3 separate regions of the Homo sapiens genome follow, and regions 1 and 2 are each linked to region 3. The links are chromatin contacts, found by Hi-C in ENCODE. All regions are on one chromosome and are shown on one strand. The core of a region is the stretch at or near the end of the contact, and the rest is flanking DNA. Distances in the headings are between cores, read along the strand shown. Region 1 holds the start of TACSTD2 (tumor associated calcium signal transducer 2). Region 2 overlaps FGGY (FGGY carbohydrate kinase domain containing). Region 3 holds the start of LINC01358 (long intergenic non-protein coding RNA 1358).

Region 1 (3,769 bases), core at 950-3,449, 440 kb before region 3:
CAAAGTAGGGCTGGGATTCAAAGGAGGTACAGCTCTTGAACTAGAGTTTTCTGTCTCCATTGGTGATAAGCCTTGTTTAGAGATGACCAAAGACTGGCACTCTTTTTCATAAAAGCAGCTAGTTTTAGCTTCCTCCCTCAAGCTCACCCTCCTGCAGTTTGAAGGAAGTTTCCAAATAATCTTATTTAGAAAGAATAGCATTTACACTGGCCAGTTAGGATATCTTAGGACACACCAGAGTAGCAACATGAAACACCCACTTCTGGGGGAAAAAAAAGTGTTATAATTTGAAATAAAAAAAAAATACAAGTCTTGGGAAATTAGAGACCAATGTGATAGAAATCTGGAGGGACTTTTCACAAATGCCGACTTCTGGTTTGTGCCTTTCCCATATTTTATTAAATTCGTGTTTTATTTTAAAAAATTACAGCAACATTATCAAAGACAACATATGTACAAACATTTTACAAAAAAGAACATTACCAATATCAGTGGCAGTAAGGGCAAGCTGAAGAATAAATAGACTGAGTTTCCGGGCAATGTCTGTCCTCAAAGACATCCAAACTGCGTTCAGGCAGCTGAAACAGGCTTCTTTCCCAGTGACAAGCATATGTGGTCAGTAATACAAACGATGGTAAATGAGGCTACTACATAGGCCCAGTTAACAAACTCCTCTTCTCCTCGGGTAGGCCATGATACAAGTGGAACTCATCAAATAATTTAAACCCAAGGCGATAACAACGCTATTTCCCATCTAAACTCATTTAAGCCTTCACAATGTCGCAATGGATTCAGTTACTTGCAAACGATCCCGGGTTGTCATACAGATACTTGTTTTTTACACATAACGCTATGCCATCCCTTCCTTCACTGCCCCAGTCAGGTTTCCTGTTGTTGGACCGAAAGGGGATACATTTTAGAAATGCTTCCTTCAAGACAGAAGTGAGAAAGAAAGGAGACCCTGAGGCCAGGATCTATTAAACCTGGTGTGTGCGCAAAAGGGAGGGGGAAGGCAGGAATTTGAAAGGATAAACGTCTCCTTTGCGCCGAGGAATCAGGAAGCGTGACTCACTTGGGTCTGGGACGATACCGAAATCCGGTACCCCACCCCATCCCCTGCCCCGCCGGGTACCTACAAGCTCGGTTCCTTTCTCAACTCCCCCAGTTCCTTGATCTCCACCTTCTTGTACTTCCCCGACTTTCTCCGGTTGGTGATCACCAGGACGGCCATGCCGGCGACGAGGGCCACCACGACCACCACGATGACGGCGATGAGGCCGGCGGTGAGGCGCTTCATGGAGAACTTCGGGGGAATCTCGTCCAGGTAATAGATGAGCGTGCGCTCCACCTGCAGGGGTTCTCCGCGCACGCGCAAGTCCAGGCCGCCGCGGCCCTGGAATAGAGACTCGCCCTTGATGTCCCTCTCGAAGTAGTAGGCGGCATCGCCGATATCCACGTCACCGGCGGCCTTCTGAGACGTGTTCTGCCGCAGCTCGATCTGGATGGTGGGCTGCTCGTAGTGCACGGCCGCCACGAACTTGGGGTGCAGCCGATAGCGCTCGCGGAAGAGCCGCCTCAGCTCGGCGTCCAGGTCTGAGTGGTTGAAGGCGCCGGCGGTGGGGCGGTGGCGCAGGTCAATGAGGATGTGGTGGGTGCGCACCAGCTCATCGCAGCGTAGGCTCAGGTCGCCCTTGTCCGTGCGGCGCACGCCCACCGAGTTCACGCACCAGCACACCGACGTCTGGTTGCACTGGCGCGCCTTGAAGCGGCCCTCGGGGTCGCAGTCGGGGTCGTAGAGGCCATCGTTGTCCACGAGCGCGTGCTCACTCGGCCGCACCAGCGTGCGGGCGTTCTTGGGGGCGCTCATGCGCGCCTTGAGCAGCAGACACTTGGAGGTCAGCGTGGAGCAGTCGACCGCCATGCCCGAGCCCAGCGCGCGGCACTGGCAGCGGCCGCCGGGGCCGTCGGGGCTGCACACGGTCATCTTGTTGGTGGGACACGTGCAGTTGTCCTGCGCGGCCGTGTGGCCGGTCACCGCCGCCAGCACCAGCAGCAGCAGCGGCAGCCGCAGCGGTGGCGGCGCGAGGCCGGGGCCCCGAGCCATGGTGGGGCGGAGGAACGCGGACCGGACGCGGGCGGATGAGGCGCGGGGACTCGTCGGGGCTCGGGCTCCGGCGTCTGGGATGGTCTGCAGGCGTCTGCCGCCCGGCCGCTCCCTCCGGCTCTTATACTCTACCCGACCTGCCCGGCTGGTTCCACCACCGACCGTCCCCACTGGTATTTGGGTGACACATCCCGCCCCCCTCCCCGTCCCACGGAAGGCCAAGCCGGCCCTGCGCCGCCCGCGATAGGATCAGAACAGGGAAGCTGCTCCCGCCTCCTCCGGACCGAAAGCCGGGAAGGGGAGAACCGATACTCACCTGTAGGCTTCTGGGGACCCGCCCTCGGCGCGGCCTCCTGCTACAGACCTGGCGCGTCTGGGCCGCTCTCCCGGCAGAAAGTCTAAAGAGTTTCATTGCAAAGTGTGGCTCGCGACTGTCGCGCTCTCCTCTATACGCGACTCCCTTTTCGTTCTTTCCCAGCCCCAGCCCTCCCTTAATTTCTCTCACTCCCTCTCTTCTTTGTCCAGTTCTCACAGTAGCACACGTTTATATAGTTTACAGTTCACAAACATTATCTCATCCTAACACCAGTCCTGACAGGTAGGGACTATCAGACCCGTTTTATAGGTGGTACTGATGAGGCTTAAAGACCTGAAGTCACACTGCTATCAACTTCCTCATATTTCTGAGAGGGGTCTTTGGCACCCTGCCTAGGAGTGATGAGACCTTAAATAAAGTGTTTGTGGACACGAAGTGACACAGAATCTGAAGGGAAGTTAGGGAAGCAGTTCTGTTACTCACCATATCAAGGGTAAAACACAGGTATCCTGGTGTCCAGAGGGTTAAAAGTTCTGTTAAACACTAATTTTCTGTACCTCACACAAGCGCACACACACAGGCACACACGCACATAATATTTATTTGTGCACTGGCTATAAAGAGACAAACAGGAACAAATTCTTAAAGAGCCAGCAAGACTGTAAAGAGTTTTTTGTACAATTTGATTCTAACACAGCAAATCGTTGCTTTTCTTTTCCTGTATCCCACGTAAGTAGCTGAACCATGTAAATAATGAAAGAATGGAGCCTGTGAGAAATTGCTTGTCTGCCACTGTGTGGCTAGTTTCATGGCATACAGGGGTTGCAATCTCTTTTTGAGTCATTGAGAAAGTCTAGAGTTTCAAAGCTGTGGTAAAATTAACAATAATTAGCAAGCTATAATTATTCCCAGGTCCTCCATCAAAGCACATTTTATATGTTCAGCATTTAATGTGCACCACCAGTCGTGCAAGGGTGTTGTTTAGCAGATGAAAGCCAGCTGGGCCTCTGTCCCATTAATTTTCACGCAATTCCTGAGGCAGGAAGATTGAAATATATTCTGCCTTGACAGACAGAGGAAGCAGAGACATGTGAGGGACAATTTCTTTTTTCTTTTTTTTTTTTGAGACGGAGTTTTGCCCTTGTTGCCCAGGCTGGAGTGCAATGGCGTGATCTCGGCTCACCACAACCTCCGCCGCCCAGGTTCAAGCAAGTCTCCCGCGTCAGCCTCCCGAGTAGCTGGGATTACAGGCATGAGCCATCAAGCCTGGCTAATTTTTTTTTGTATTTTTAGTAGAGACAGGGTTTCTCCATGTTGGTCAGGCTGGTCTCAAACTCCTGACCTCAGGT
Region 2 (3,535 bases), core at 1,029-3,528, 330 kb after region 3:
GGCTAGAGAGGTGGTTTGATAACTTCCTGCTAGCTGTGGAAGCTGTCACTTGAGTGCTTTGCAGTAGGAACTGCTGAAAAGAAAACCCTGCTGCAGGTCAGGGAAGCTTGGTTCTTCTAGTTCTTTCTGTAACTTGAGAGGCTGGACGAAGCTAATTTTTAAAACCTTATTTGGCCTTATTTTGTCACTCTTGTTGATGACATAATAACACCTTTTCTCTATCTTAAACCTTAGTCTAATCTTGAAACTTCATGAAAGATAGACAATATAAGTTTCTTTCCTTGAAATGCCATCATTTAAATAGATGGCAGTATGGTGGAAACTAGTCTTTCTTAGTTAGTTACTGTCTAATTACTATTCAACTGTGTTCATCAGGTCTTAATAGTAGCACTAATACAAGATATTGAGGAACTTTGGGAGATATAACACAAATCTATACAGAAAAGTACAGGATTTGGAGCCAAACTTGCATTTAAATTTTTCTGTACCACTTACCAATTGTGGGATCTTGGACAAGCTAAAATCAACTTCTCTGAGTCTCAGTGTGCTGAGCTATAAAATGAGGACAATAGTATCAGTCTTGTAGAGTTATGAGTTAGTGAGGTATTTGTAAAGTGGCTTATATAGTAGATACTCAAATGGTACTTTATTTTCATTATCATTGTGTTTAAAAGTGCTTGTTTCTACTGATGGGCATTTCAGTAACATCCTATCACTAACTGAGATAATTTTAAAGACTAAAATATCCTATTTCATGGGGCTGGCCATAATGAGTGATATGTTTTTTCCTGTTTTATTAAGGAAAATTCTAGAAACCATCATCAAAGTTTCTAGAGACAATCATAGAAAATAGAGAATAGAAGAGCACAGAACATATTTTCAGTCATTCATTTATTTGAATCACCCACATCCTATGTGTAATACCAATTCCAAAGGCAGCCAACTTCGAGCTGTAAAGCTGATTAACTTACTTGAGTACCTTCTACTTGTTTCCCTTGACATTTACCAGTGCCGCCAGTCTCAGAATGTTTTTACTTCACAAGAGTTATTTTATTTAATCTTTACAGCAGTCTGTGGGACAGATATTATCTCTTTTTATATTACCAGATGAGGAAACTGAAGCTCAAAAAAGTTAAATAACTTACTCGTGGTCTCATACTATGTAAGCAAACCCATGTCAAGAGCCACACCATTAGCTCTGTTCCCTCATCTGCTACCTTATGGGAACCTGTGCACTTTCAGTGTGGGAATCCAGAAGTGGTCTCTGCCACCAAGAAATTACAGTCTAGTTAAAGAATAAAGATACAGAGCAACCAAGCAGTAAGAGCAGAACAAGAAAATAGATGAAAATAAGAGCTAAAGCGTATGTAGTGCTTGTTAATACATCTGGTACTTTTCTAAGCATTTTACCCATGATAATTCATTTATTTCTCACAGCTACCCTATAATTATTGTATTTTTCTTTTCTTTTCTTTTTTTTGAGAGGGTCTTGCTCTGTCACCCAGGTTGGAGTACAGTAGCACAGTCTTGGCTCATTGGAACCTTTGCCTCCCAGGCTTGAGCGGCTCTCCCACCCCAGCCTCCTGAGTAACTGGGACTACAGGCACACACCACCATGCCCAGATAATTTGTGTATTTTTTTGTAGAGATGAGGTTTTACCATGTTGCCCAGGCTGGTCTCAAACTCCTGAGTTCAAGTGATCCACCCACCTCGGCCTCCCAGAGTGCTGGGATTACAGGTGTGAGCCACTGTGCCCAGCCTAATTATTGTCTTTTACAGATGAGGAAACAGGCACAGAGACTTTAAGCAACTTGCCCAAGGTCACTCAGCTAATAAGTGGCAAGGCTGGGATTTGAACTTTGGCATTTCACATCCAGAGTACGGGCTTATCACCATTTTGCTCTACTGCCTCTTTCAGCGTTTGCTTTGCAGGCTTTGCATAAACTAGTTTAGGGAAGAAATTTGTGGGTGATGGCTTCGGGAGGATCTGAGGCTGTGAACAATGGTCAGTAGCTTCATTGTTTCATTTAAGAAATACTGAGTGTCTCCTGTGTGAGAGGCACTTTGCTGGGCGCTGGAGATGCCAAGGTGAATGAGTGGGATAAGGGCCCTGGGGTAGGCTTCTGGGAACTTAGAGTCTAGTGTAGAGAGGCAGAAAATAGACACACACAAAGTAATTTTGTTTTCTGGAAAATGCTACGAAGGAAAAACACAGATGAACAGATTTGGCATAGCGAGTGTGGGCCTCTCTTGGGAGTTTTTGTTTGACCTGAATGATGAGATAGGAAGGAGGAGCAACAGATTCACTGTGGGGGAGGAAAGCACCTCATGAGATCAGCAAAGGAGGTCAGCTGGGCCAGGAGGGTATGAGCAAGGCACAGAGGCGTAGGAGGGGGTTTGGCGAAGTGGGCAAAGGCTGCTGCATGCAGCCTTGAGGCCAGGGGCAGGAGTTTGAGTTTTATTCCAAGATCAGTGGGAAATGGTTGATGGGCTTTAAACATGGGTGTGACACAGTATGTTTTATGACCTTAAAAAAATCATTCTGGCATATGTGCTAGGTAGATAGTAAATATTTGTATAGCAACAACAAACTTCATACTGTTTTTTTTTTATTATTATACTTTAAGTTTTAGGGTACATGTGCACAACGTGCAGGTTTGTTACATACTGTAATGTTAAAGGGAAGAAAAGTTAGAAGACTAATGAACAGTCTTATAAATACATTTGTTTAAAGAAACTATCAGTATGGAAAAAAAGACTGGCCATATACACACAAGAAAACATTAATACTGGTACACTGTTCATGGTTGGAAGAGTTTGCTACTGTTTTAGCACAATGCTCATGCTTTTATTACTTAGTAATTTTCCATTCAAAGCTTGTAGTCATAGCTAACCTTTCTGGTTGACAACACTTCATTATTGAGCAAGGGATTTTTTTTTTTTCTTTTTGGGCTTATTTTCCTAAAAAGCAACATGCTAGGGACTTCACAGGCAGAATTTTATCTCTGCCCTTTAGTGACACAGTGTAACAGCATGCTGTTTTACTGTATCTGTGTGGCAGTATGAGGAAACCAAGACTCAGAGGACTTAAGTAGCATCCCCAAAGCTACACAATAGTAGGTTGTAGAGCCCAGATTCTCACCTAGTCCAGTCTGCCTCCAGCTCCTGGGATCTAACTATTGCCTCTCACTGCCTGCTTTTAAAGGGCACTCATTTCTTCCCACTTGCCAGGGCTACAGGCTGGCAGACCACTGGCTGAATCTGGTCCCCAATCAGGTTTAGTTTGACCTACCATGTGCTTGGAAAAAAAAAATAAACAATTTTAAATTAGTTTCCAATATTTAAAAATTGAGAAATTTTATCTGAAAATTCAGATTATTTATTTTCCTGAATAAATAATGAAAGAACTTGGCAATACAGGGTCCACACTTCCATGCAGAAGGGAACGGCTGGAGCTGAATAGGGGCTGCCTTCTTTAGAAGGGGTCGGCATTCTTCATTTTGCAGCAGTCCTCACCCAGCCTGCTACACTCAT
Region 3 (3,383 bases), core at 520-3,019:
GGACTCCCCAGCCTACACTTGGGCGTGGAGGGAAGATTTCCTCGTGGAAACTCCATAAAGGCAGGGACCAGTATTGACCCAGGTCTGCAACACTGACCACTATATCTGCACACACCCGATGCCGATAAGTGTTTGCTAGGGGAAGGAAGGAGGGAGAGAGGAAGAAAGGCAAGAGAAAGGCCAAAACTAGGACCCAATAGATAAATAGGATTTGAGGTGGGCGAATACAAGGTGGGGTGAACTGTCCCAGGCAGAAGACCTAGGGCTATTTTGAGAACTAAGTAGAGTTTCCTTTGGCTGGGACACAGTGCCCCACGGGGAACAGGGAAAGATGAGTAGGCAGGGCACAGATCAGGAGGAGCCTTATCAGCTATAATTAGACATTTGGCTCGTATCCTACGTGCAGTTGGTGCATGCTCGCTCTCGCTCGTTCTCTCTGGTTCTGTCTCCCCACCCCCACCCACTTGGGTGATATTTTAACATCTTTTAAATGAAGCATGTTTGTTTGATCTCATTTATGCTAAACAATGCTTATGGAACTATTTCCTCTTGTTCCCCAGGCCATACTCATGTCCCTACCCTTCAGCAATGATTGAGGACCTAGCTCCTCGGTTATCATTTTGGGTAAGATGGGCCCATCCAGTGGACAACAAGCACTGGATCTGTAACCACAGCCATCTGGGTTTGAGTTCATACTCCTTCATTTCCCAGCGAATGCTTAACCTCTTTCATCCCTGGTTTCCCTGTCTGGAAAATGGGTCCAGGACAGTGCCCACCTTAAGGGCTTGTTGTGAGAATCAAAAGAGCTAGTTCATAAAAGTGCTTTGAAAGGGCCAGATGTATCCTGAGTAGTCAATGGCAGTTGTCTACCACAATCGACACTCTTTGTATAGTTATTGTCAACCAGCCATAACTATTGTTACATGTTACATGAGTTTCCATGGCTCTCCAGATCTCCCTACCCTTCTGTACCCACCTCTGCACCCTAGGAGGCCGACCTGCATGGGCCCCATCAATGATCTCCCTTGCCTTCTAGCTCCCAATTGTGCCCAGCCTTTGCAAGTTACCAGCAAGAGATGCAGGGAGTGGCAGGAGAGTGAGGATGGGGGATTTATTCTCCCTGCTCCCTCCTTTTAGGATTTTGCTAGGGCTTGGCTGCTTTCTTCTCATGAAGGCAGCCTCTTTTTGGGGAGCCCTCTCCCTACAACTCCCGTCTTTTTGTTCCAGGAACTGCTCCCTCTTCTTGCCTTTTAAGAGATAGGGAAGGTAATGACTGCCTGCTGTTATAAGCCCCAGAGTTTCCTTTGCATCTAAGTAAATGATCTTTTCCTTAAATTCCCTCCAAGTTACACAGTTTGAGTGTACCATCCATTTTTTGCTAGAACACTGACTGAGACAACTTTTTTTTCAAATACTGGGACTGCTGGCTTCACAGACCGAGACTCCATCCTGATAAGGAAGCCCTTGTCCCTTGTCCCACTGGTTAGCTCTAGAACATTCAGCAAGGTGATCACATTGTCACAAGACCACTTCTTTTTCATTCTGCATGAAACTGAAAATGTCAAGAAAATTTCTGAGTTTAATAGACAACATGATCATACTCCAGACTAGAAAATGAAACCAAAACCAATTGACCTAGGCAGAAAGTTAGGTTGTAACGGGTTTCCTGCAGCCAAAGAGCCATGAGTCACAGCAGCTGGCTCAAGGCTGGGAGGGGAAGTAAAACACTAAATCTAAGGACCACTCTATTCACCCTACAGTGACTGCTCTTTTTCCCTCCTGCCACAGTCCAGGGTAGGAGATACTTCTCCAGGCTCTCACTTATGGGGGCTTTCCTGCTGGCTACATCACTGAAATGGAATCTCCTAGTGGCCCTTCTCCCTCTACAGCTCTGGTGTTACACTGAAAAACTAGAAGGTCAGTCCCTTTTATATTTACCACCATTAAGGTTGCAGGAGCCCAGCATGTCCCCATAGGCCTCCTTCTCCATTCTCCTCTTCCCCTTGTTTTGTGCCTGGTTTGTTTCCTGTCCAAATTGGGTCCTCCTTTTCTAGACCATGAGCTTGCTGAGGTCAGGGAATGAGTCTTCGTATCCTTGGTACCCAGTTCAGAGCCTGCCTTTAGGGAGTGTTTACTCTAGCACTGTGGTTAGGCAAAGAGATGTGAGTTTGAGTCTTGGTTTCCTTAGTCTTTTATCACTCACTTCTCAAATTAAGCCATTTGTATTTTTTTTTCTCTCTCTCTCTTTAGAGACAGGGTCTCACTCTGTCACCCAGGCTGGAGTGCAGTGGTGCAATCATAGCTCACTGCAGCCCTGAACTCCTGGGCTCAAGCCATCCTCCTGCCTCAGCCTCCCAAATAGCTAAGACTACAGGTGCACATCAATGCCTCTGGATAATTTTTTTTTTTAATTTCTGTAGAAACAGGGTTTCACTATGTTGCCCAGTCTGGTCCCAAACTTCTGGTCTCAAGCAGTCCTCCTATCTCAGCCTTCCAAAGTGCTAGGATTATAGGCATGAGCCACTACATTCAGCTACTGCTTGTATCTTCTGATTCTTGTTTTGATACCACTGACCTTAGGTAGGGTATTTTATCTTCCTGAATTTTATTTTTCTATGTGTATAAAGGAGATTAAATTATCCTTCTAATAGGCTTGTTGTGGGGATTAAGTGAAATAGTGTATACAAAGTTCTTAGCATACTTTGAAGCTATTATTTTTATTATTATGCTAGTAAATAAAACTTTCTGGAATTAGAGACTCACATGCCTGTTTGTCTACAGTTTCAAAACAGACAAGGGAAAAAGAGAAACATCAGAAAGTCTGATTAAAGTAGAAGCATCATATTTCTATCAACGTATCCACTGTGCTTGGTAAGTGGCAGTCTCTCGTCCTGTAAGAGACTTGGGCTTTGAAAAGGGCTTTGGATCTCAGATCTGTCGACATGGGCCTTGTCATGAACCTCAGCTTCCTCATCTCCAAAACTGCTATAGGCCAGGCAAGGTGGCTCACGCCTGTAATCCCAGCACTTTGGGAGGCCGAAGCAGTTGGATTGCTTGAACTCAGGAGTTTGAGACCAGCCTGGGCAACATGGTAAAACCCCATCTCTACCAAAAATACAAAAAAAAAAAAAATAGCTGGGTGTGCCCGTGGACACAGCTAACTGGGAGGCAGAGGTGAGAGGATTGCTTAAGCTCGGGAGGTGGAGGCTGCAGTGAGACAAGGTCATGCTACTCCACTCCAGCGTGGGTGACAGAGCGATACCCAATCTCGAAAAAAAAAATGGTATAGTAATAGCCTCCGCTTGAGGTTACTCTTTCACTGAATGATAAGTGAGCACCTACTGTGTGTCAGACGTTACTCTAAGCTGCAGACACAGCCTCAA

What was found. A loop is a pair of places that touch in the nucleus more often than their neighbours do. Pooled maps may share reads with other maps.
Region 1: a loop to region 3 is called in a map with no recorded cell type, with 5 times the contacts of the local background. The contact joins the promoter of TACSTD2 here to the promoter of LINC01358 in region 3. A Hi-C loop is called at or near these places in 5 of 37 single-sample maps with no recorded cell type and 5 of 50 pooled maps.
Region 2: a pooled map shows a loop between it and region 3 (2.6-fold over the local background). The contact joins the enhancer-like site here to the promoter of LINC01358 in region 3. A Hi-C loop is called at or near these places in 4 of 37 single-sample maps with no recorded cell type and 4 of 50 pooled maps.

What each region holds. Positions count from the first base shown.
Region 1 is chr1:58,575,053-58,578,821 of GRCh38, forward strand. It overlaps TACSTD2 (tumor associated calcium signal transducer 2), which reads right to left and starts at 2,200. Exons shown (of 1, transcript NM_002353.3): 1 at 381-2,200. The coding sequence starts at 2,104. The coding sequence ends at 1,133. RefSeq lists enhancers at 968-1,663, 1,664-2,358.
Region 2 is chr1:59,352,618-59,356,152 of GRCh38, forward strand. The region is part of intron 4 of FGGY (FGGY carbohydrate kinase domain containing); the gene reads left to right. Among named protein-coding and RNA genes, the nearest start is that of FGGY, 57 kb to the left of the region's middle. Within about 2 kb of position 2,279, at least 10 of the 41 ENCODE cell types and tissues checked have a DNase peak (open chromatin) inside an H3K27ac peak, as active enhancers do.
Region 3 is chr1:59,018,707-59,022,089 of GRCh38, forward strand. It overlaps LINC01358 (long intergenic non-protein coding RNA 1358), which reads left to right and starts at 1,770. Exons shown (of 3, transcript NR_110626.2): 1 at 1,770-1,917; 2 at 2,782-2,871. RefSeq lists enhancers at 1,452-1,501, 1,532-1,641.